Regions from separate parts of the Homo sapiens genome. Here region 2 is linked to region 1. A link is a loop called in an ENCODE intact Hi-C map of the cell type or tissue named here. Cell type or tissue: PC-9. All regions are shown on one strand. Each heading gives the region's core, and the rest is flanking DNA. Links, peaks and the distances in the headings are about the cores only.

Region 1 (11,813 bases), core at 3,607-8,606:
GTACTGAATTTCTAGGGCTGAAGATATGTTTTGGGTAATTTTCACTATAAAAGATGGACCATTATTGCTCTGTAAGCTCTTAAGCAGCCCAAATTTAGGAATTATTTCCTTTAATAGGAGTTTAGAAACCTCAATTGCCTTTTCAGACCCGGTGTGAAAAGCCTCGTTCCAACCAGTAAAGGTGTCAACAAGTGTTAGCAAATATTTAAACCATTTACATGGGGGCATCTGAGTATAATCTATTTGCCAATCTTCACTAGGGTATGTTCCCCAATGCTGAACAGGCCTTACTAAAGGAGGAGGCAAAGATTGGTTATTTGGGTTATTCTGGGCACTTAGTTCACAGGCCTAAGTTACCTGCTTTACTGTTTTAAGTAAGCCTTTTTTAATAAAAAGCCAAGACATCAATTGAAACAGGAAATCTCTTCCTAAATGAGTAGGGTCATATAAATGCTTAACTATTTTCCACTGATTAATACCAGGTATCAACAGTTTGTTGTCATTGATAAGCCAGCCAGAAGAATCTCAAATTAAACCCTGACCTTTAGCCCATTCTTGTTCCTTTGTAGTATATCTTGGTTCTGTCATTACTATGGCTGAAGGCACTAACATGCCAACAAGTCCAAATGGCTCCTTTAATGCTGCTGCCTTAGCTGCTGCATCTGCAAAGGAGTTTCCCTTAGCTACAGTAGAGTCTCCTTTTTGATGCCCTCTGCAATGGATTACAGCTACTTCCTTGGGAAGCAAAACAGCATCTAATAGATTCAGAATTTCTAAGTGATGTTTTATAGGGGAACCCTTAGCAGTTAGGAGTTTTCATTCCTTCCAGATCAGCAGCATGAGCATTAAGTACCAGAAAGGCATACTTAGAATCATTGTAAATGTTGATTCTTAAGTCCTTTCCCAATTTCAGGGCTCTAATAAGAGCTATTAATTCTGTCTTTTGAGCTGAGGTAGAAGCTGGTAAGGCCTGAGATTCAATTACCTCGTGTTGACTCATATCCAGGTTTCCTGTTTCCCTGGTGCACAAAGCTACTTCCATCTGTAAATCATTCTACCTCAGGATTACATAGAGGCTCATCCTTTAAATGCAGCCAGCTGGAGTAAACTTGCTCCATAACTTGTATACAAGAATGATCTAGGGTAGGGTGCCTGTGGGTTCAGGTAAATAGGTAGCTGAATTCAAAGTCTGGCATACTTTAAGAGTTACATCAGGAGTGTCTAGCAACAAAGCCTGATATTTCAATAAGCATCCCCCTGTCATCCACTGGTGTCCTTTGGCTTCTAGGATTCCTTGTACTTGGTGTGGGGTTAAAACCTCCAGATATTTTCCTAAAACCAGTTTATTGGTTTCATCTACTAAATGAGCAGTTGCTGCCACTGCCCTGAGGCATCCAGGCCATCCTGAAGTTACATGGTCTAATTGCTTAGAAAAATATGCCACTGTTAGAGAATATCTCCCATCTCCTATACAAGGACACCTAGGGTGGTTCCTTGTTTTTCAGCCACATAAAGGAAAAGTGGCTTATCAAGATTAGGAATTCGTAGGGCTGGAGCTGATCCCAATTTCTCCTTGAGAGCATTAAAACCTTGTTTACAGTTACTATCCCATTCAAAAGGATCTACATCTGCTCCTTTCAGAGCCTCATATAAAGGCTTGGCTATATGTCCAAATCCAGGCAACCATAAATGGCAGAATCCTGCCATCCCTAGGAAAACCCACAGCTGCTTTCTAGTTTGGGGTTGTGGAATACTTAAGATAGCTTCACTTTATTCTGGCACTACTGCTCAGGTGCCAAGGGTTAGGACAAATCCTAAGTATTTACCCTCTTGAGTTGAAAACTGGGCTTTATGCCATGAGACACTATACCCATTAGCTACCAGAAAATTTAGAAACCTGTTGGTATTTTCATCTGAGTCTCTTCTGGTTGGGCTAGCAATCAACAGATCATCTACATATTGAATAATAGTGCCCCAAATTCAGCCAACTGGTGCACACAGATGATTTTCCTTTCAGTTGGGGGTCTCTTCAGTATCGTCCCTTCCGTGGTTCACCAGAAAGATGTTACAGGGTCTCATGCAAGAAAGAATTCAGGGCGAGTCCACAGTGCAAAACAAAAGCAAGATTATTAAGAAAGTAAAGTAGTGAAAGAACATCTACTCCATACAGAGTGTGGGCATTCCTGAAAGTAAGAGGAGGAATGCGTCCACCCTAGGTACAAGTGATAAAGGATTAATTTTCTTAATTATTATATTTTGCAAGAATCATTATTAGTATCTTTAAAGCAAAATTAGGAATGCCTTTCTTCTTGAGATATTGGGATATCTGGACATTCCCAAGTCTGGGTCTGTTTAGTAAACATTATCAATCTGTTCCCTTAACCATAAACATCAAGAAGATAGGAATACCTAAATTTCTGGGAATGCAGCCCAGCAAGTCCCAGCCTCATTTTCCTAGCCCTCACTCAAAATGGAGTCACTCTGGTTCAAATGTTTCTGACACTGCTATATTATTTGTAACTACATTTATGGATATTTACATTTTTAAAAGTATATTAAGACACTGAAATCTTTAGATTTTTGTGCTAGATCATAGGGCAAGAAATTGGGGTATAATGGTAGATCTTCAGCACCTATTAAATTAAAACTAGAAAATGACTTAAATGGAAAGACAGCACAATGTAATGGAAAACACAGGGGTTTAGAACTGGAAGGCCTAGGTTTGAATCCTAGCTCATTCATGTAACATCTCCTAATTTGTTAAATGGGTGACTACTACTACTACTACTACTACTACTAACAATAATTGGAAACAAATTTGCTAAAGCATAAAAATGCAGGGAGATTTCTGCCTCTGCTTATGATGAAGTAGCTAATGCCAAACATGCTCTCCCACTATTAGAAAAGCCACAAAGTTGGACATGATGTAAAAAAAAATGTTTTAAGATACTGAACAATAGGTAGTACAGGACTTTGGTCACCAAGAAAAAAGAAACATACAAAGTGAGCCCTATATTCATGTCAGTTCTATGACTTGGAAAAATTTCTTGAGAAAGACATAAGAAAGTAGAACTCAAACAGACCAAGACAGTCCTGCTGAGCTGAGAAGATAAATATTAAAGTTCACGGTAGGATATTGGAGAGGAGGGAGCTATGCAGAAGGGTTCACAGGTATCTCTGTTTGAGTTTCCCATAAGTCACTGGCCAAGGTTTAGGATATAGATGTGTGGGGCACGACTGTGTGAGACCTAGCAACAAGAAATTGTCATGGATTTGAGAGTTGAACAGAGATTCTAGAGGTTGCACAGTGCTAAAAAATATCAGAGTGGCACTGTAGCCAGAGTGACAAGACCCCAATCCAATTCCTAGCATTCAGCTAAGGCAACAGAAAGGCCATGCATTAAAAAAGGGTCCATGCTGTAGGGTTACAGCTACTCTATAAACACACCCTAAGAAAGCCTATAACCAAGCCTCCACAAAACCAAGTAGAACTGCCAGCAAATTAACTGACTGCTACAACAAAATGAAACATTATTTAAAGGAAGAGAATATGCAAAATTGATTTCTTACAATGTATTATCCAAAATATCTAGCAACACAAATAGCTTAATATGCAAAGAAGGAAATGTTACCCTAAATCAAGAAAAAAAGCAATCAATATTAAAATATCTCTGTATACTCTGATTTTGGGATTAACAGATAAGGGTTTTTAAGCAGCTGTTAAATTATATTCAAACATATAAAGAAAAATATGATTTTAATAAGAGAATAAATAGAAAAATCTCAGCAGAAAAATAAAAACAATAAAGAAGAAACTAATTTAAAAATCTATAAATTAAAAGTTAAATATCTGAAATAAAACTACTTATTGGAAGAGCCTGACAGCAAACTGGAGTTAGAAGAAAAAGGGGTCAGTGAATTTCAATACAAATTTATACAAATTACCCAATCTGAAAAACAAAGAAAAAGATTTGAAAATAATTAAGAGCCTCAATGACCTGTGAGATAATGCAAAGCTCTCAAACATGCATGTAATTGGACCCCCAGAGGCAAGGAGAGAGAGAATTAGGCAGAAAGTTATTTGAAAAATAATGCTCAAAATGTCTTAAATTTGGTGAATAACAATAACCTATATATCCAGGAGCTCAGCAAACTCCAGTAGGCTAAGTATAAAGAAAACCACACTCAGGCACATCATAGTCAAATATCTAAAAACAGACAGAAATTAAAAAAAAAAAAAATAGCAAAGACCCCCTCAAGGATCTAGAATCAGAAATACCATTTGACCCAGCATTCCCATTACTGGATATATACCCAAAGGATTATAAATCATTCTACTATAAAGACACATGCACACGTATGTTAACTACAGCACTATTTACAATAGCAAAGACTTGGAACCAACCCAAATGTCCATCAATGATAGACTGGATAAAGAAAATGTGGCACATATACACCATGGAATACTATGCAGCCATAAAAAAGGATGAGTTCATGTCCTTTGCAGGGACATGGATGAAGCTGGAAACCACATTTTCTTCCAATAAAAGACTTGCATTTTTATTTTCTTATTGGTATATTTTGAACATTAGAAAATATTCATAATGCATATATCTGACTAAGTACTGACATTCAAAATATATAAAGAACTCTTACAACTCAATATTAAGAAGATAAACAACCTAATAAAAGTGGGGTGGGGATTGCACAAGACTTTTGAACACTTTATAAAAGAAGATATATGTATGACCAATGAGCACATGAAAAGAAGCTCAACATCTTCAGCCTTCAAATAAATATAAATTAAAACTAAAATGAGATAAAAATGTATGCTTACCAGAATGGCTAAAAATAAAAAGTGTTGGGGTACAGAAAATAATTCCCCAAAATATGGCTCTTTAGGACGCTAAGCACTTTGAAAGTGGAAAGGTCTCAGAAATAAGCCTCAGAACCAAGGGCTCTCTCTGACCTTCCCTTGCCTTTCTGTCTCTCTGATCCTCTTTCCAGAAGCACTGGGGGAGACTCTCTCTGAAATTTCCTTATCTAAGAAAGCTTATTTCCAAAAAGAAATGCATTATGTATTAAGACTACCTCTCTAGGAATCTCATCAAATAACCAGGAAAGGTCAACCACAGAGAAGAGAAGAAACTGGGGGTCATCATCACACTGAGATAAATGTTTCATCTGTCTTTCTGAGGGCAGCTCTAAGAGATTTCCTAGAGGGGAGGGGGGCTTTATCTGCATAAAAAGACAATCTTTGTTCCTATGTAATTCTGCCCCTAACCTTGTCCATCTAGCTTCCAAATAGAATCATGTACAAAATAATGTCTGTCTCCTGAGTCCATACATCTCTCCCATATAAAGACAGTATTTAAGCCTCAACCATAGGGCCCCTCTGTAAGTCTCATATTTTGTGTATCGCTTCTGTGTTTAGGCATGTTAATAAATGTGTATGCCTTTTTCTCCTATTAATCTGCCTTTTGTCAGTTCATTTTCAGTGAATCTTCAGTGGGCAGAGAGAAAGCTTTCTCTCAACCCCTACAAAAGAGTGACACTATCAAGTTGTAAAGTAAATATAAAATCTTAAGCCCCCCACTGACTGAACAGACACGCTCTTGGCCAAGGGGACCCCAGAAAAACCATAAAACCTGAATTCCCAGCCATGATGGGTTTTGGAGTTTAGGCACAATTGACTAGCATTAATAAAATTAGTAAAAATGGAGATCATAAGACTAAATGGACTCTTTGTGACAATAAAATACCAAATTATAAACAGGACCTAAGGCCATGCCAGACAATGATTAAGTCACATACCCCTACAGGTCACTCTGACCCAGTGTATTGGTTAACAGAATTACTTATCTTAAAACATTCCTTTCTGCTGACTCCAAATTTTTAGACAAAGCTTTACTCCTTTAACCAACTGCAAATTAAATAATTTCTTAATCCACCTATAACCTGCAGGCCATTGCTTCAAGATATCCCACCTTTTGGGGCAAAACCAACATATACCTTCCATGTATTGATTTATGACTTTCCCTGTAACTCCTCCCTCCCTAAAATGTATAAAGCCAAACTGTAATCTAACTTCTGCAGATGCACTTTCTCAGGATCTCTTCAGACTGTGTTCCTCGGGACATAGTCATTCATATTGACTCAAACCTCTTTAAAATATTTTGGAGTCTGGTTTTTTCATCAACAAAGTGAAGATGTGAAGCAACTAGAACTCTTGTACATTGTAGATAAGAGTGGTACAACCTCTTTGAACTATGCAAAATGGTACAACCTCTTAGGAGAAAAGTTTTTTTTTTCAATTTTTTTAATCAAGCTAATTACACATCTACCCTATGACTTCAGCAATTTTATATCTGGATATTTTGTGTACAACGACAAAAAGACTTGCATTTGTTCATTTGTTCATAGCAGTCTTATTTATAATAACTAAAACCTGGAAACAACTCAAATGTCTATCAATATAAAATTGATAAATTATGTCATATTCTATAAAGAAATACAGATTAGTAAGCAAAAAAAAAATAAATTACTGATATACACAATAACATAAATGAATCTCCAGACTCCAAATTAAACAAAGTAAATGCTGTATGATTTCATATATATAAAGGAGTTCTAAAACAGAATAAATTATTTTGTAATAATAGAAAGAGAGTAGCGGTTGTTCAAAGATGGGAGTTACGGTGGGAATTTGACTTCAAAGGGGTAGGAGGGCACTTTCCAGGATGATATTATGATTCATTTCTTGAGAGGAGCTAAAACTACTCAGGCGTATACATTTGTCAAGATTAATTGAACTGTACACTTAAAATGGATGCTTTTTTCTCCATATAATTTTTACCTCAATAAAGTTGATTTAAAAAAGAAAGCAGAGCATTCCAGGTTGAGAAATATGTGCTCTCTTCTCTCTTCCCTGAAGCAGCATGAGCTCATTTTCAGGCTGAAAAGTGATGGCTTTATTTGTAAACAAATGTCAACTTTACCTTGCCAAAAAGGAAGTACTATGCCCTCAAGGTACTTGAAGGGTGGGGTGAATGTGTGTCAGTCAGAAAAGGAGCAATGGATTATTAAGAACGCAGAGGAGGAAAAAAAAAACAGAGTGGTTTGGTAAAGATTTGAAGAGGTACTTTATGCATTGCAGAAAATATTACAAACCTATAAGGGGGTATGCCTGTGTCTGATCCATTAAGAAGATAATCTAAGGGTGTGGATAGGTAGGAAAAGATCAGAACGAAGTAGTTAGCACTGATGAAGAAAATTTGTTTGCTGTGAAGCACCCTGGATATCAAGCTGGAGCCATCTCACCGAATGCGTGCTCAAAAATTGGCCTTAAGCTCAAATTTGTATAAAACTTTTTAAAAATTTTTCATTTTTGGGGGTACGTAGTAGGTATATATATATAGGTGTATATGTATAGGATAGGTGTGTATATAAGGTGTGTATATATATATATATCCACCACCTTATATACGCACCTATACATATACACCTATATATATACACCTATATATATATATATATACACACACACATATATATATAGGTATATACCTGTATGTATATATATAGATGTGTATATATATATATATATAAAAAAAACCTGTGTGTGTGTATATATATATATATAGGTGCATATATATAGGTATATACCTATATATACACATATGTATATATAGGTGTGTGTATATATATATGTATATACACATATATGCACCTATATATATACTTGTATATATATATAGGTATGTGTATATATATAGGTGTGTGTATATATATAGTTGTGTGTATATATATATACAGGTTTATATATATCTATAGGTGTGTATATATAGGTATATACACACCTATATATACACACCTATATATATACACCTATATATATATACAGGTGTGTGTGTGTGTATATATATATATACCAGTATATACCTATATATATACATCTATTATATATATATATAGGTATATACATATATATATGTATATACCTACTACATACAGGCAAAAATGAATATATATATATGGTACATAAAATATTTGATACAGGCATACAATGTGTAATTATCACACCAGGGTAAATGGGGTATATATCACCTCAAGCATTTATCCTTCCTTTGTGTTACAAACAATCCAATTATACTTTTATAGTCATTTTTAAATGTATAATAAATTATTGTTGACTGTAGTCATAATGTATAAACGTTTTAAATAGGTACCTGAAGCACAAAAGCCCCTTGTCAAGACCTGTGTATCTTTTCTTGAGGTAAATTACAATGGATTTACTGACTGAGAGCTTGAGGCGAATCCCTCTGATATGTCTGGCCTAGTGCAAAGACAGGGCTGCTCTTAGAATATGGTGTTCAGAAACAGAAAATGCAGAATTCTTTTGACCCAGTGCGAATCACAAACCTCCTATTTGGAGCATCCCTCAGCCTAAATAAATAAAGAGCCAGTCACCCTCTAATTATTCCAACTGAGTTATCCTGTCTTGTAAATCACCCTCTTCTTTTCTAGATATCTACTCTAATGGTTGGTTAGTTTCTTGTTCCCAAGACCTGAATTAAATGAAAAGACCACAAAATTCCATTGGCAACTTATTAGCTATTTCTTTATAGTGTCTCCAGAAATCTTGGGAGAGGTATTGAAATATGATGGGAAAAGAGACTAAAACATCTGGTTCAAGTAAGATTTTGAAATTTTCTGGCTTTCTATTACACTCAAACTTCCTGGCCTCTATTTCTACATACAATTAGCAATTTAACTGAATGAGTTCTTTTGTTTTCTTTCTTCCCAAGAAACTAGTAATAATATTTGACAGTATAGCAATATACTGGGGCAGTGTAAGTCACAGTAAAGAGCTTCAGCTGGAGCTATGCTGACTTGGGTTTAGACTCTGACTTTTCAACTCTGCCATTCACACCAGCTCTTCAACTTAAATCAATTAATGTCTCTGAGCCTGTTTTCTCATCTCTAATATGGGAAAAATAATACTTAGCTCAAATGGTTGTTATGCCTATTAAATGAGGTAACATTTGCCAAATGTATGAAACAGCGCCTGTCATAGGGTAAGTACTGGGCATTGTAAGCTATTGTTATTTATTATAAGTTCTCACCCTTCTTGGATTCCTGAAAGCACTTTATCCTATTATCTTATTTCATCTTATTCTATCCACTCTCTTCCTGAAAGTAGAGACTCCCCTCTCTCATCTAAATCACTTATCACAGAGTATTACAATAGTAAGTCTTCAACAAATGGTTATTCTTCTTATCTTTATTAAATTGGATTTCTGAACATGTGGTAGAAAACAGACATTAAGATGTTAGTGGTCCAGAGGTACCACGTCTAACCATTTTTCTTTCAAGTGAGAATTTTGAAATCTCAGATATCTATTTGAGGACCAAGTCAAAGACCCAGAGTCTTAACTCAGAATATAGGCCCCAAAGTAGACATTCTCTGTGTTTGGACTGCGTAACTCTGTTTGAGCTTTGATGAATGATGGGCAAGAGAAGGGCCTTATCTCTGATTTTATCTCAAATCAAATTTTCATGTTAATCCTTGTTGATCTCTCTCATTGAGAATAATATTATCTCTTTGTTGACATCTTATTCTTTGCCTTACCTAATCACGTCTCAACCTGTTCCTTCACTCTTGAGTACCCCTCTACACCTCATTCCTAGCATCTGTCATCTTCCCTAACAACAGATACCCCTCTCTCTACATCAAATCATGATTTTCATTCTTTCTAAATTTCCCACATCTAACATCTTTCCTGTCCAAATCCTACCATGGCCAGTTGAAGTCTCCTGTGGACTCTGGATCATGCTAGATTCTAGATAAATTATGACAGAAGAAACGTCTAAGAATGTCCTTGTCTACAAAAGGCTTATGGTTTATTTAGGGAAATATGACAAACATGAAAAAGGAATTTCATAGGGAACTGTTTCAGCATATTATGTGTACAGGATACTTTACCAGACCTCAGAGATACAGATAGTCTAGGAGCTCTTGTTGCCTGCTCCCTCAGTGAGGAGACAAAATAAATATTAGAAAAAAAAATCAAAGCATCATCACTTACATTGTGTCAAATATAGAGAAGTATGAAAATGGATCAGAGTGTAAGAACAATTGTGAAAAGTAACTGATCAGGGAATACTTCTTAGAGGAAGTGGAACATAATCTGAACTCTAAAGAGGCTATACTTTAGGGAAATGCAAGGAGGAGGGTGTGTAGGGCATTCCAGACTGGGGAGCAGTGTGAACAAAGGTGTGGTGTCCAGGATGTTTGTAGGTTGTTTAGAAACAATGAGCATTCTGTTGAGCAGCTATTGTGAGGTAAGATTTTACAAGGCCTTGAATGCTAATTTAAGGAATGTGTATTTGATCATGTGGCTGTGTTTCACAAAGCCCTAGGACTCCTCAGAAGAGATCTCACATTCAAACACAGAGAATTAGGCCTGGCGTGGTGGCTCACACCTGTAATCCTAGCATTTTGGGAGGCCAAGGCTGGTGGATCATGAGGTGAGGAGTTCAAGACCAGCCTGGCCAACATGGTGAAACCCCCCCTGTACTGAAAATACAAAAATTAGTTGGGTGTGGTGGCACACATCTGTAATCCCAGCTACTTGGGAGGCTGAGGCAGGAGAATCACTTGAACCCGGGAGGTGGAGGTTGCAGTGAGCCGAGATCAGGACGCCAATGCATTCCAGCCTGGGCGACAGAGCAAGACTCTGTGTCTCAAAACAAACAAACGAACAAACAAACAAGAAACAGAATTGGTGCAGGTGAAGAGGGGAGAGCGAATTGAGTAAGGAGGCTGAGCAGGTGGGAATCTAGGACTTCCATTTTCACTTCAGCCAAACTGATCTTACTTTTTCTGTTTGATATGTTAAAAGATCATGTGAGATTTTATTTGGAAGAAAGTCATCCCCTGGTTAAAAAATTGAAAATCTCTGCTCTAGATATAATAAAAGCCATTAAAGAATTTTGAGCATAGAATATTAGAATTAGCACAATAGAGAGTTTATCTCATCCAGTATGTAAACAAAGCAGTAATCCTTTTTAAACATCCTTGATGTTCTTTCCTTAAACATAATTCCTGTGATAGAAAAACCACAACTTTTCATGACAACGCATTCCACCATTGGATACCTCTAACTCAGAAGATCTAAACATAGAATCCACAGATCCCTTAGAGGTACCATAAACTTTGACTGAAAAAAATATTATACCTTTATTTAATTTCTAACTTAAATTCGATATTTCTCTGACTATGAATGTAGGCAACAAAACTTAATCATATTATCAATACCTAAAAAACAGATATTTTATACCACTTTAAAATTATCACTCTGTCTTGCATCATGTATGTGAACTAAATAAATAAATAAATAAAATTATCGTAGGTATCTTCAATTTTTTTGAAATTTTAAAAATTATATTTAAATACAAATTATTTCCTGTGTAATCCTATGCATTTTATTTTATGCATTTAAAAACATTCTGAGGAAAGTTCATAGGCTTTACCAGATTTCCAAAAGGGTTCAAGGCACAAAAGAATGTTATGAAACTGTGCCTTATGTTTATAATTTTTTCTGTTAATTCAGAATTTTTATTCTAACATCTGTTCTTAAACATTTCTCCTCTACAACTACATAGACTAAGTCTAATACTACTTCCATGTGATAGTCTATCAAATATTGGAAGACAACTATCACATGTCTATAGGATTTCCTTCTCAAACTAATCATCCCACATTTCTTCATCTGTCCCTCAAAAGATATGTCAATGGGTCCTCTCATTAT
Region 2 (11,813 bases), core at 3,943-8,942, 52 kb after region 1:
CATCATCTTTAGTGTCTCCCCACTCCCACCTTGACCCCTTCTGGTGATGGACACTCTTTCCTGTGCACTGTAAAATTGCTATATCCATCTTGAGAAAACAAGATCTAAACATAAATTAAAATTAAACTAAGTATACATATGTAATGTGCTACAATAGACTGGATGGAATAAGATAGAAGTTGAAGATAATATTTTAATAGGGGCATTGAATCTGTATAAAATATTAAATAATCATGTCTACAAGGAAAACTGAAGAGCACAGAGGTGGCTTCAGCATTTCAGACATACAGAGATGCTCTAAACAGAAGAAGGAAAAGAAACAAACCAAACCAAACTCAAACAAAACAAAACAAAACAAAACAGGGCTTTCTTGACCACTTTGTGAGGTGATCAGGTGGGAGTAATGTAAGTTGCATGAAGGTTAATGGAGCACCAGCCAAGGAGTCCCAGGCAGCCTGCCATTCTAGATGTAAGGAAATATACCATCTGCATGCAAGTGCCGGCTCATCTGTGAGCACCTGCCACAGCTTCTGCTTTTATATGACTCACACTGCAAGATTAGACAAGGTAAGGAAAATCTCAATGTCAGTGGTCAAGAAGTTAGCAATACATGGTGGCCTTGAGAAGGTGAACTGTCTCTATTGCTATTCCTTGCTACAATGAGATAGAGAAGGGGAAAGGTGGACAAATCCCTTATTTCAAAAGATACTCCACTTCCACATAGGACAAGTCTAGAAAGGTGCCTCACTAATACAATAAGCAAAATATCTGTGAGTACAAAAAGACTTTATTGTCAGCTATTACCTCAGGCCTGACTTCCTGCCAACATAAGCAAAGTAAGTTATAGGTTCACTCAGTAAATTCAGGAAAAGACAGAGAGGGATCGGAGGAGGAACAAAACAGCAGTGGCAGAAGAATGGCCATTTGTTCCACTACTGACTTGGATGCAAAAAGATACTGAGCAGGCATGTTCTATGAGATACATGGCTTTGAGAAATATTTTTATTCCTCTGAGCCTTGGCTTATCATAATAGAGATTCCCCTGCTCTGTTCAAATAGTACTGTTACAAGGATCATTTATGGTTCTTTGTGAAAACACTGCCCCTGCAAAAAGTAAGGTAGTTTTGTTCCTTCTAGAATCTGTCAAGTTGTACTTCCAGCTATTTCTGTAATTACAAAGAAGGGAAGCAGGTAATTCTGAAGCAAGTAATACTGATTCTCCGTTTGGACATCTCCTCTCCACACATATACACAAACATATGCACATACACATGCACACACAGAGAGCCATGCTGGAGGAGGAAGTAGTTACCAGGCACACAAACCACAAACTTTGCAGAGGCATGCCATGCCCAAGTTTGGTTCTGGCACCTTCCATTCAGTTGCCATCTTTTACTCTTTCTGCTGTGCTTATACTGTGACTGAATGTAGTTTCAAGGTGACTGATAAGTAATTAGAGGTTTTTTGGCTTATTTACCTGGAAAGCATGGATCCAAGAAAGGCCCAAAAGATAAAAATAAAATCTGAGGGGAACTATCACCCAGAAGAAAGAAATATTTTCACAATGACATAGGCAAGAGTCCATCTAGACTCCTGCTTTTGCTCCCACTCTCCATTTCTCCTTTCCTAATGCCTTGCACACTCTTGACATCTGTGCAAGACCTGGACAAAAGGTCCAAAAAGCCTACCTGCATGCCAGATGAGGAGCCAATAGGTGAAATATTCACACGAATGACACCTTCCTTTTGCAATCTCTCTCAAAAAAAAAATTAAATGATTGCAAGTGGTAGAAGCAACAGTGTAAACAAAATTATATTTTAAGTTAACTATTTACAACCTTCAGCAAGGTAAAAATTATTGGTAATAAATGACTTGTACAAATCAGAGGTACAGCATGTTATAATTGTTGCTTCCAAGTTGTGTAGGGGACTTTTATTAGTAGTACGTTTAAAAATTGAAATTTTGTGTTTTGTTGAGAGTATTAAGACTGTAAATGCTGCATACATTTAGCTATTTTTTTAAAATCTAGTGAAGCTCAACAGATGTTTTCCACCAATTAAAGTATAAATTGATATCATGATTATCAGCTTAAGTTCCCCTTGAGGGTAGCTGTAACAGTGAAGGTAAGAGAAAAAAAAATCTATATTTATAAAAATGCTTTCCTATTTTGGAAATAATTCTTTTTTTTTTTTTTTTTTTTGAGATGGAGTCTCACTCTGCTGCCCAGGCTGGAGTGCAGTGGCGCGATCTCTGCTCCCTGCAAGCTCCACCTCCCACGTTCACGCCATTCTCCTGCCTCAGCTTCCCGAGTAGCTGGGACTATAGGCACCCACCACTACACCCGGCTAATTTTTTGTATTTTTAGTAGCGACGGGGTTTCACCCTGTTAGCCAGGATGGTCTTGATCTCCTGACCTCGTGATCCACCCTCTTCAGCCTCCCAAAGTGCTGGGATTACAGGCGTGAGCCACCGCGCCGGCCCTATTTTGGAAATAATTCCAACACTAGCCACCACATTTCAGAAAAAGGGGATATTTTTAGAAGCATTTAGATACATACAAAGATGTACATTTTTTTCATTAACACAATTTTTTTACTATAGCTGATGATTCATAGACAAAAACAATAAACAAACCCTCTTAGAAATTTTTCATCACATTTCAGTTAGGCTAGATCCATCATGATATAATAACAGTAGGGGTGGAAAGAGGGGGTGGTGCAGAGTGCAGATTGGTGACATTAACAGGAGAATTCCAATCAAAACAAACACCAACATGAGTTGATAACTGAGGTAAATCTGTTGCATGTGGATTACCTCATTTGAGAAGGAGGAATAGAAACTTGGATAGACCCACTTCTTTGAGAGCAAACTATAGAGATGAAAGTAGAAACTAACCAACTTAACAAGATTTATGTTCTCCATACCTACACTAGAAGAATAATTTATCTGGTATTTACCAAATTAATTTTCTACTTAACAATTGTTTCATTCTTTTAGGCATAATTTACAGTGATTGATGGAGATTATCTGTTTCTCATCTACCAGTTCTTTAGGTAATGAACACTAATACCTATAGCATGGAATCAATTGAACTAATTAACATCCCCTAGAAACTATTTCCTTTCAACATTTGAGCACCTATAGTATGTGTGCACTGTGGTAGGCACTGAGGATGCCCTCTTCCTCCGTATGTGTACGTGAGAATGAGATTACATTGGCAGGAAGTGAGAGAGGAAGTGCTAGAAAAAATTCAAGATGCCCAATTAAATTTGAATTTCAGATGAACAACAAATAATATTTTAGTAAAAGTGCATCTCATACAATATTTACTAAGTCTGGCAATGCTAAAATTTGCTCATATATCTAAACACTCAAATAGAAGCATGAAAAAATATAGTGAGAGCAATGAGAAGGAAGCTTCAAACTCTCCATGGGTTGACAAGTGTGCAGTCCATTGAGGAAAAATTATCTGCTTTCTTGCAAGCAGAACTAAAAGAGCACAAGGATGGAGGAAAGGCATTGAGATAATTCAAAGTAAACCCATATGCAAAATCAGCCACCAGCGTAGAGTGAGCTAGTCAAGAGCCCTAGAAAGAGTAATAGTTGTGTGGCAATAAAGGCCAGTAAAACACCTCCATAAGCAAGAGATTAAGAAGAGTGGACACGTGAAAACAGTTACAAAAATCTTGTTCCTGTGTATATACTTGTAGCAGCAAGGGTCGGGGCAGATAAAAATTCATAACAGAGTTGAACTGATAAGATTAGCCTCTCAGAGGCATTCCCTGAACTGTCACATTGTTTTTAAGTAATGTCAGAATTGCTGGCATCATTGACTAGAACAGGATGGAAGCCCTGATCTTTCTTATGGTAATATATAAGGTATTTAGAAAGAATTACATATGCCCATCTGAAGATCTGAACTGAAATCCTGGTTCCAACATCACACAATAACCATGATTGTATGATGCATAAAACAATAGTCATATATACTTGAAAAAGTTACTCACCTTTTCATTCTCAGATTCCTTACCTATAAAAGTTGACTAGTAATTGTGATAATTACATGTGATACTGTATATGAAAGCACCTACCACAGGGCTTAACACACAGTAAATTTCAATGAATACTAATAACTTTTATTACCACCACTCCCCCTCCCTCTCCCACACAACCTATCATATGGCTGGGACAAGACACAGTCCAGGAGACAATACTGGACTTGCATTCAAGAGAGCTGCTTACATCACAGAATAACAGACTTCACCTTTAGAGAACAGGGCTCTCCATATCAACAGGAGGTAGTACACCAACTTAATAAATCCCAATATGTAATGGAGAAAAGCTGGAAGCACTCCCTTTGAAAACCATCACAAGACAAGGATGCCCTCTTTCACCACATCTATTCAGCATAGTATTGGAAGTCCCAGCCAGAGCAATCAGGCAAGAGAGAGAAATAAAGGGCATTCAAATATGAAGAGAAGAAGTCAAACTAGCTCTATTTTTAGATAACATGATTCTATACCTAGAAAACCCCACAGTTTTGGCCCCAAAGTTCCTTCAGATAATAAACGACTTCAGCAAAGTTTCAGAATACAAAATCTATGTACAAAAACAACTAGCATTTCTATACACCAAACAGCGAAGCTGAGAGCCAAATAAGAAAAGCAATCCCACTCAGAATTGCCACAAAAAGTATAAAATAGGAATACAGCTAACCAGGGAGGCGAAAGATCTCTACAATGAGAATTACAAAACGCTGCTCAAAGAAATCAAAGAAGCCACAAACAAATGGAAAATCATCCTATGCTCATGGATAGGAAGAGTCAATATTATTAAAATGGTCATACTGTCCAAAGCAATTTACAAATTCAATGCTATTCCTGTCAAACTACCAATAACATTCTTCATAGTATAAGAAAAAACTATTTTGAAATCCATACAGAACCAAAAAAGAGTTCAAAAGCCAAGGAAATCCTAAGCAAAAGGAATAAAGCTGGAAGCATCATGTTACCCAACTTCAAACTATACTATAGGGCTACAGTAACCAAAACAGTATGGTCCTGATACAAAAACAGGCACAAGGATCGATGGAACAGAAAAGAGAGTCCAGGAATAAGGATGCACACCTACAACCATCTGATCTTCAACAAAGCTGACAAAAGCAACGGGAAAAAAAAAAATCACTATGCAATAAATGGTGCTGGGATAATTAGCTAGTCATATGCAGATGATTGAGACTGGACCCCTTCCTTAGGCCATATACAAAAATCAACTTAAGATGGATTAAAGACTTAAATGTAAAACCCAAAACTATAAAAACCCTGGCAGACAGCCTAGGCAATACCATCCTGAACATAGGAACTGGAAAAGATTTTATTAAAAAGACACCAAAAGCAATTGCAACAAAAGCAAACATCGACAGATGAAATCTAATTAAACTTAAGAGCTTTTGCACAGCAAAAGAAACTCTCAACAGAGTAAACAGATAACCTACAGAATCAGAGAAAATATTTGCAAACTCTCCAAATGACAAAGGTCTAATACCCAGCATCTACAAAGAACTTAAACAAATGTCCAAGAGAAAAACAAACAGCCCCATTAAAAAGTGGGCAAAAAACATGAAACAGACACTTTTCAAAAGAAGACATTCATGTGGCCAACAAGCATATAAAAAAACCCTCAGTATCACTGACCATTATAGAACTGCAAGTCAAAACCGCAATGAGATACCATCTCATGACAATCAGAATGGCTATTACTAAAAAGTCAAAAATAACAGATGCTGGCAAGGTTGTGGAGAAAAGGGAACACTTATACACTGTTGGTGTGAGTATAAATTAGTTCAACCATTATGGAAAGCAGTATGGCAATACCTCAAAGAGCTAAGAGCAGAACTCCCATTCCTCCCAGCAATCCCTTTACTGAGTACCTAGCCAGAGTAATATAAATCATTCTACCATAAAGACACATGCACACAAATGTTCATTGCAGCACTATTCACAATAGCAAACACATGGAATCAACCTAAATTCCCATCAGTTACAGACTGGATAAAGAAAATGTGGTACATAGACACCATGGAGTCCTGTGCAGCCATAAAAAAGAATGAGATCTTGTCTTTTGTGGGAACATGGATGGAGCTGGAGGCTGTTATCCTTAGCAAACTAATGCAGGAATAGAAAACCAAATACTGCATGTTCTCACTTATAAGTGGGGACTAAACGATGAGAACTCATGAACACAAAGAAGGGAACAACAGATACTGGGGCCTACTTGAGAGTGGAGGCTGGGAGGAGGGAGATGAGAAGAAATATAACTGTTGGGTACTGGGCTAAATTCCTGGGTGATGAATAATCTGCACAACAAACCACTGTGACATGAGTTTACCTATGTAACAAACCTTCACATATACCCCCAAACCTAAAATAAAAGTTTAAAAAAAACAAGAAGAAAAAAAGAAAAAAATCTCAGTATTGAGAAAACTTCCTTCCAGGAAGTATGAGAGAAGAAATTCCTCCTTATAAAACTGGCTGTGGGACTTTTAGGTACTTATGACTAATGTTTTTCTCCCTCTTCAGGAAACATCATTCATCAAGATTGTGGAGAGAGGACTTACTAGTAGAGAGCGGTTGATTTCCCAATACCCGGTTAACTCACTCTACAAAGGGTTAGCCCAGGCGCCTCATATTAGAGGCCCCTCCAATACATGAATCATTGATATCAATTACTAATAAAGAACTTACTTTGCACCAGGTACCACATTAAATGTTTTGCTTATTTTAACTGTTAACCATTTTACATTTGAGGAAATTAAGACTCCAAGGGTTACATGGCTTACATAAGGCAACACAGAGATGAGCTATAACTCAATGCAATATGGCTCCAGTGTCTATACTCTTAACTACTATACTATATTGTCCATGCTACTATGACCATTCTGTAGCTGAGCACTGTGCTAACTGAACTACAGGTTTATCAAAAAAGTGAAACACAAGTCTTACAGCTTTTAATCTAATTTTTTTAAATGAACATACAAAAATACAGACTAAAAGATAGGTCCAGGCAGAGGTGAGCTTAAAGGACCAATGCCTGAAAGACATTTATAAAATTGCTTTTTATAAAACTTTTTGAGATGCCATCTCTCTCTGTCCCCAGGCTGGAGTGCAGTGGCCTGATCCCAGCTCACTGCAATCTCCACCTCCTGGGTTCAAGCAATTCTCCTGCCTCAGCCTTCCGAGTAGCTGGGATTACAAGCACCTGCCACCATGCCCAGCTAATTTTTGTATTTTTAGTAAAGATAGTGTTTCACCATATTGGTCAGCCTGGTCTTGAGCTCCTGACCACAAGTGATCCACCTGCCTTGGCCTCCCAAAGTGCTGGGATTACAGGTGTGAGCCACCGTGCCTGGCCTCTAGAAGAGCTTTTGTCTTATGGTTTGTCTCTCTTAATTATTCATGCGGTTTCCTGAACCATTGATTCAACAACCAGATTGAGTGACATCGCTGGAATGATCAATCAGCTGTAATGAAGCCTGGTTCTCTCATCCAAACTGCCCATTTCTATGCTCCCCAAGACACTGGCACATCTTTAAATAATTTGTGTTTTAATTGTTTAATCCTACTTTCATGATTGTTATCCAGGAGGGTTTTTTTGGCTAACAATCAATACCATCTTCCCAATAACTTTAAGGTTCTATAAACTCCGAAAAATATTGGCAGTCTATATACTTGATGGCAAAGTCCTATGTCCTATGATCTTTATAAATTTGTATATTGTTAGAAGCAAATTTTGAGTTTTGATTTGTGCTTCATAAAAGAAAAAAAGATTTCTACACAAAATCTCCTACCTAACTTTGCCATACTGAAATGAAAATTGTTTAGCTGCCATCTTGTGGCAAATAACACATGCTGAAAAAAAAATCAACGTTTCATAGTAAATCTCAAGATTTTCATTTTAATTTCCTCTTAATGGATGATTCTGTATCCATTTCACCTGCCTTTAAGGGAAGAACCATTACTATTTTTGGTCTGAGATTTTTTGGATAGCAGAGTAATGTCAGCATTTACACTACAGTAGTTCTTTTAGAACACCTATTTTGCTTTACACGAAAAAAATAACATTCCACAGATGAGATGAATATAAATGCATGGGAATTTATCATTGCCCTAATTTGAGACAAATTATGAAGAAGTGGTTGAATGTGGCCCACTAAAGTGTTTCTTAAAGTCTCAGCACTGTCTACTTCATTCTGAAAGACCACCAGTTAGAGACAGTGAAATGAAATCTACCTTCACATTTTTTTCCAGTGAGCTCACTCACTATTCCTAAAGCTGATGAATTCCATTTTTGAGTCCTATTTATCTGTGTTGAGAACAACTTGGCTCTCACCTCTCGCCCACTTTGATTTACACTTGGGTATGCTTACTTATTCCAATATTCAAGTTAGGACTCACACCTTCAGGCCTTAAATATAACTCTGGCTGAAGAATGTATAAAGGAGATTTTGCTTGGGAATCAAGTTTGTTTTGCTAACTTTGTTGCTCTGCAATCAAAGTAGGCAGTATGCATAGTGATTAAGTGCACTGTGTGTGAACTCAGACTACCTGAATCCTGGCTTTCCGTTTTACTATCTGTCTGACTTTGAACAAGCCACTTAACATTTTCATGCTACATCTTCCACAAATTTAAAATGAGGATCATAATAGCATCTACCTAATAGTATTCAGTTAACAAGTAAATTTCTTTGAACAGTGCTGAACAGAGAATAAGTATTCAACAGTATGAGTCAATAATTGTTTTGTCTCTTCTTAATGCCAGGTCACTCTGCTGATATCTAATTCTCAACGTTCAATCATCCTACCCTTTCAAAACTGATTTAGCAAATGTTTACTGAGTCCATAGTATGTGCCACACCTAATCCTGTGTACTGAAGCTACAAGAGTTCAAAGGAAAGGCAGTGTCAACTATTGTGCAGTTTACAACAGAGAGGGTACTAGACTACAAACAGATACATGCACAGACTGCATAATTTCAGAAAGAGTAAGCAAAACAGGAAAATGTAAATGCCTAAAATAGTTGGTCAAACTTGCAAAGTTAGAGAGGGAAAAACTGTAGAAAATGAGAATGGAGAGGTAGGAAGAGATCTGAGAATGTAGGGCTTTGTAGGATATGTTAAGGACTTTAAATCTCATTCTAAGTGCAGTTAGAATCCATTGGAGGGTTTTGAAGCAGGGAGTTACATAGTCAAGTATATGTTTGTTTTTAAAAGATCATATTCTGTATTGCATCACCTTAAAAGCTAAGAAAACTTATCTTCAGAGAGTGAAGCAGATGTGTCAATAGAAACAAATGTGAGAGACGACAATAAAGTCTCTCCCACAAGACGAATTGCATTTATACTCGAGTTCCATGGGGTAATTCTTTAAAACAACTTCTCCCTTTTTTATTTAAGGTATTTCTGATTGTTTTCTGTTGAGTTCCAACTGACCGAAATATGTGTAACTATCTTACTCTTCTACCTCTAAACTTGAAAAATTCCTTTTGTCTACCTTTATCATACTATGGATTTTTCTCTATCTTCACATTATGACCATCTTCTCAGTGAAAAAGCTAGGGCCTTCTTATGTCTTACAAGTTCAAATGGTCTGAATGTGCACTTTTTTATTACGCTCCTGCGTGACATTTTGTCTTTTCCTGCAACAGAATTAGGAGCCAAAGGATTAACAAAAGTAGGACACATTTGGGGTGCTGCAAATTCTGGGGGAACTAAGTGTCAAGTTATGGGAATAGAGCCTGCCAGGCCAAAAACAGATACGGGTTTCAAGGCAATATAACAGCCACATGGTATACATAAGCTGTTGACACAGTGACGGCAACGAAAAATAAAATTGTCTCTCAACAAGTGTACAAAGCAGAACCATGGACAATTTAGGAACACAGTTCAGAGATCTAAAATGGCAGGCTGCACCAAGGAAAGTCTGGTAGCTGGTAATAAGGCCTTAGTTATAGGAATGACATTTGGGGTCAGAACTAGCAAGAAAAAGGCAGGATCCCCATCTCTTCATGACTTTGTAACTTATCAGTACAGAAAAGTTTCAATGACAAGGTAGAGACTCAGTTACCTGACCTGAGATAAAAAGTTTGAAAAAAACTAGAATCAAATTTGCCTTGATGTTGAATTCCTTGTGTCTGATGTTGCAGCTCCACTTATTTGTCCAAAAGCAGGAGAAAGAGATGAACCTGCAGTTGGTAGACGGCTGAGATCAAAGACCCCAAATTTGGGACAAACTTACTACATTGCTTCATTTATGAATTACATATTGATACAAAGAGTAGCTTAAAGAAGTGAATACTCCACTTATCTGACTTTCCAACTATTTTTCTCCTTAGAAAATGTCATATTTTTCAGATGCAGGCCTATTCTCAAACAACTTATGTGAGATCAACAAATTGCTTCTCAGAGGTGCTAAACACTTCCCATTTGATAATGTTTCTAGTCTTTTCTTCATTTTTATAAATGTTTTAAAAGACAAAAGTAGATAATACATTGTTTAGGAATATATTATTAAACTTTTTAAACTTTTAGTTTTGAAGGTACATGTGCAGGTTTATAATATAGGTAAACTCATGTCACAGGGATTTGTTGTACAAATTATTTCATCACCCAGGTACTAAACCTAGTACCCAGTAGTTATTTTTTTCTAATCCTCTCTCTCCTCCCAACCTCCACCCTCATGTAGGCCCCAAGGTCTGTTGTTCACTTCTTTGTGTTCCTGAGTTCTCATCATTTAGCTCCCACTTACAAGTGAGAAGATGCAGTATTTGGTTTTTCTGTTCCTGCGTAAGTTTTCTAAGGATAATTGCCTCCAACTCCATCCATGTTCCTGCCAAAGTCATGGTCTCATTGTTTTTATGGCTGCATAGTATTCCATGGTGTGTATGTACCACATTTTCTTTAGGTAGTCTATCATTGATGAGCATTTAGGTTGAGTCCATATCTTTGCTATTGTGAATAGTACTGCAATGAATATTCATGTGCATGTGTTTTTATGGAAGAATTATTTATATCCCTCTGCATATGTATCTCCTAAACAGATTCCTGGGGGGAATGGTAGTTCTGCTTTTTAGCTTTTTGAGGAGTCACCATGCTAATTACAATGGTTGAACTAATTTATACTCCTACCAACAGTGCATAAGTGTTCCCTTTTCTCCACAACCTTGCCAGCATCTGCTATTTTTGACTTTTTAATAATAGCCATTCTGACTAGTGTAAGGTGAGATGGTATCTCATTGGGGTTTTGATTTGCAGTTATCTAATGATCTGTGATATTGATGTTTTCTTCATGTGCTCATTGGTTACATGTATGACTTCTTCTGAAAAGTATCTATTCATGTCCTTTGCCCACTTTTTAATGGGGTTGTTTGTTTTTCTCTTGTAAATTTGTTTAAGTTCCTTGTAGATGCTGGATATTAGGCCTTCATCATATGTATAGTTTGCAAATATTTTCTGCATTCTATAGGTTGTCTGTTTACTCTGTTGATAGTTTCTTTTGCTGTGCAGAAGCTCTTAAGTTTAATTAGGTCCCATTTGTCCATTTGTGCTTTTATTGTAATTGCTTTTGGTGTCTTCGTCATGAAAACTTCACCAGTTCCTATGTTCAGGATGGTATTGCCTTCATTGTCTTCCAGGGTTTTCACAGTTTTGGGTTTTACATTTAAGTCTTTAATCCAGCTTGAGTTGATTTTTTTATATGATGCAAGGAAGGGGTCCACTTTCAATCTTCCACATATGGCTAGTCAGTTATCCCTGCACC

What was found. Hi-C counts contacts between places; a loop is a spot of excess contacts. Peaks named below come from ENCODE experiments on the same cell type or tissue, not always from the same donor. Only the 100,000 strongest peaks of a DNase experiment are listed, where the experiment ranks them.
Region 2: it touches region 1 in a loop (4-fold over the local background); 7 of 110 quality-filtered maps call a loop at or near these places.

The regions. Positions count from the first base shown.
Region 1 is chrX:116,279,770-116,291,582 of GRCh38, reverse strand. No RefSeq gene overlaps it. Among named protein-coding and RNA genes, the nearest start is that of AGTR2, 110 kb to the right of the region's middle. In PC-9, for the core only: a CTCF peak has its summit at 5,717; DNase peaks (open chromatin) are centred at 5,882 and 6,992; H3K27ac peaks cover 1,506 bases.
Region 2 is chrX:116,227,786-116,239,598 of GRCh38, reverse strand. No RefSeq gene overlaps it. Among named protein-coding and RNA genes, the nearest start is that of AGTR2, 63 kb to the right of the region's middle. In PC-9, for the core only: no CTCF peak of the experiment used is centred there; DNase peaks (open chromatin) are centred at 6,618 and 8,868; H3K27ac peaks cover 3,361 bases.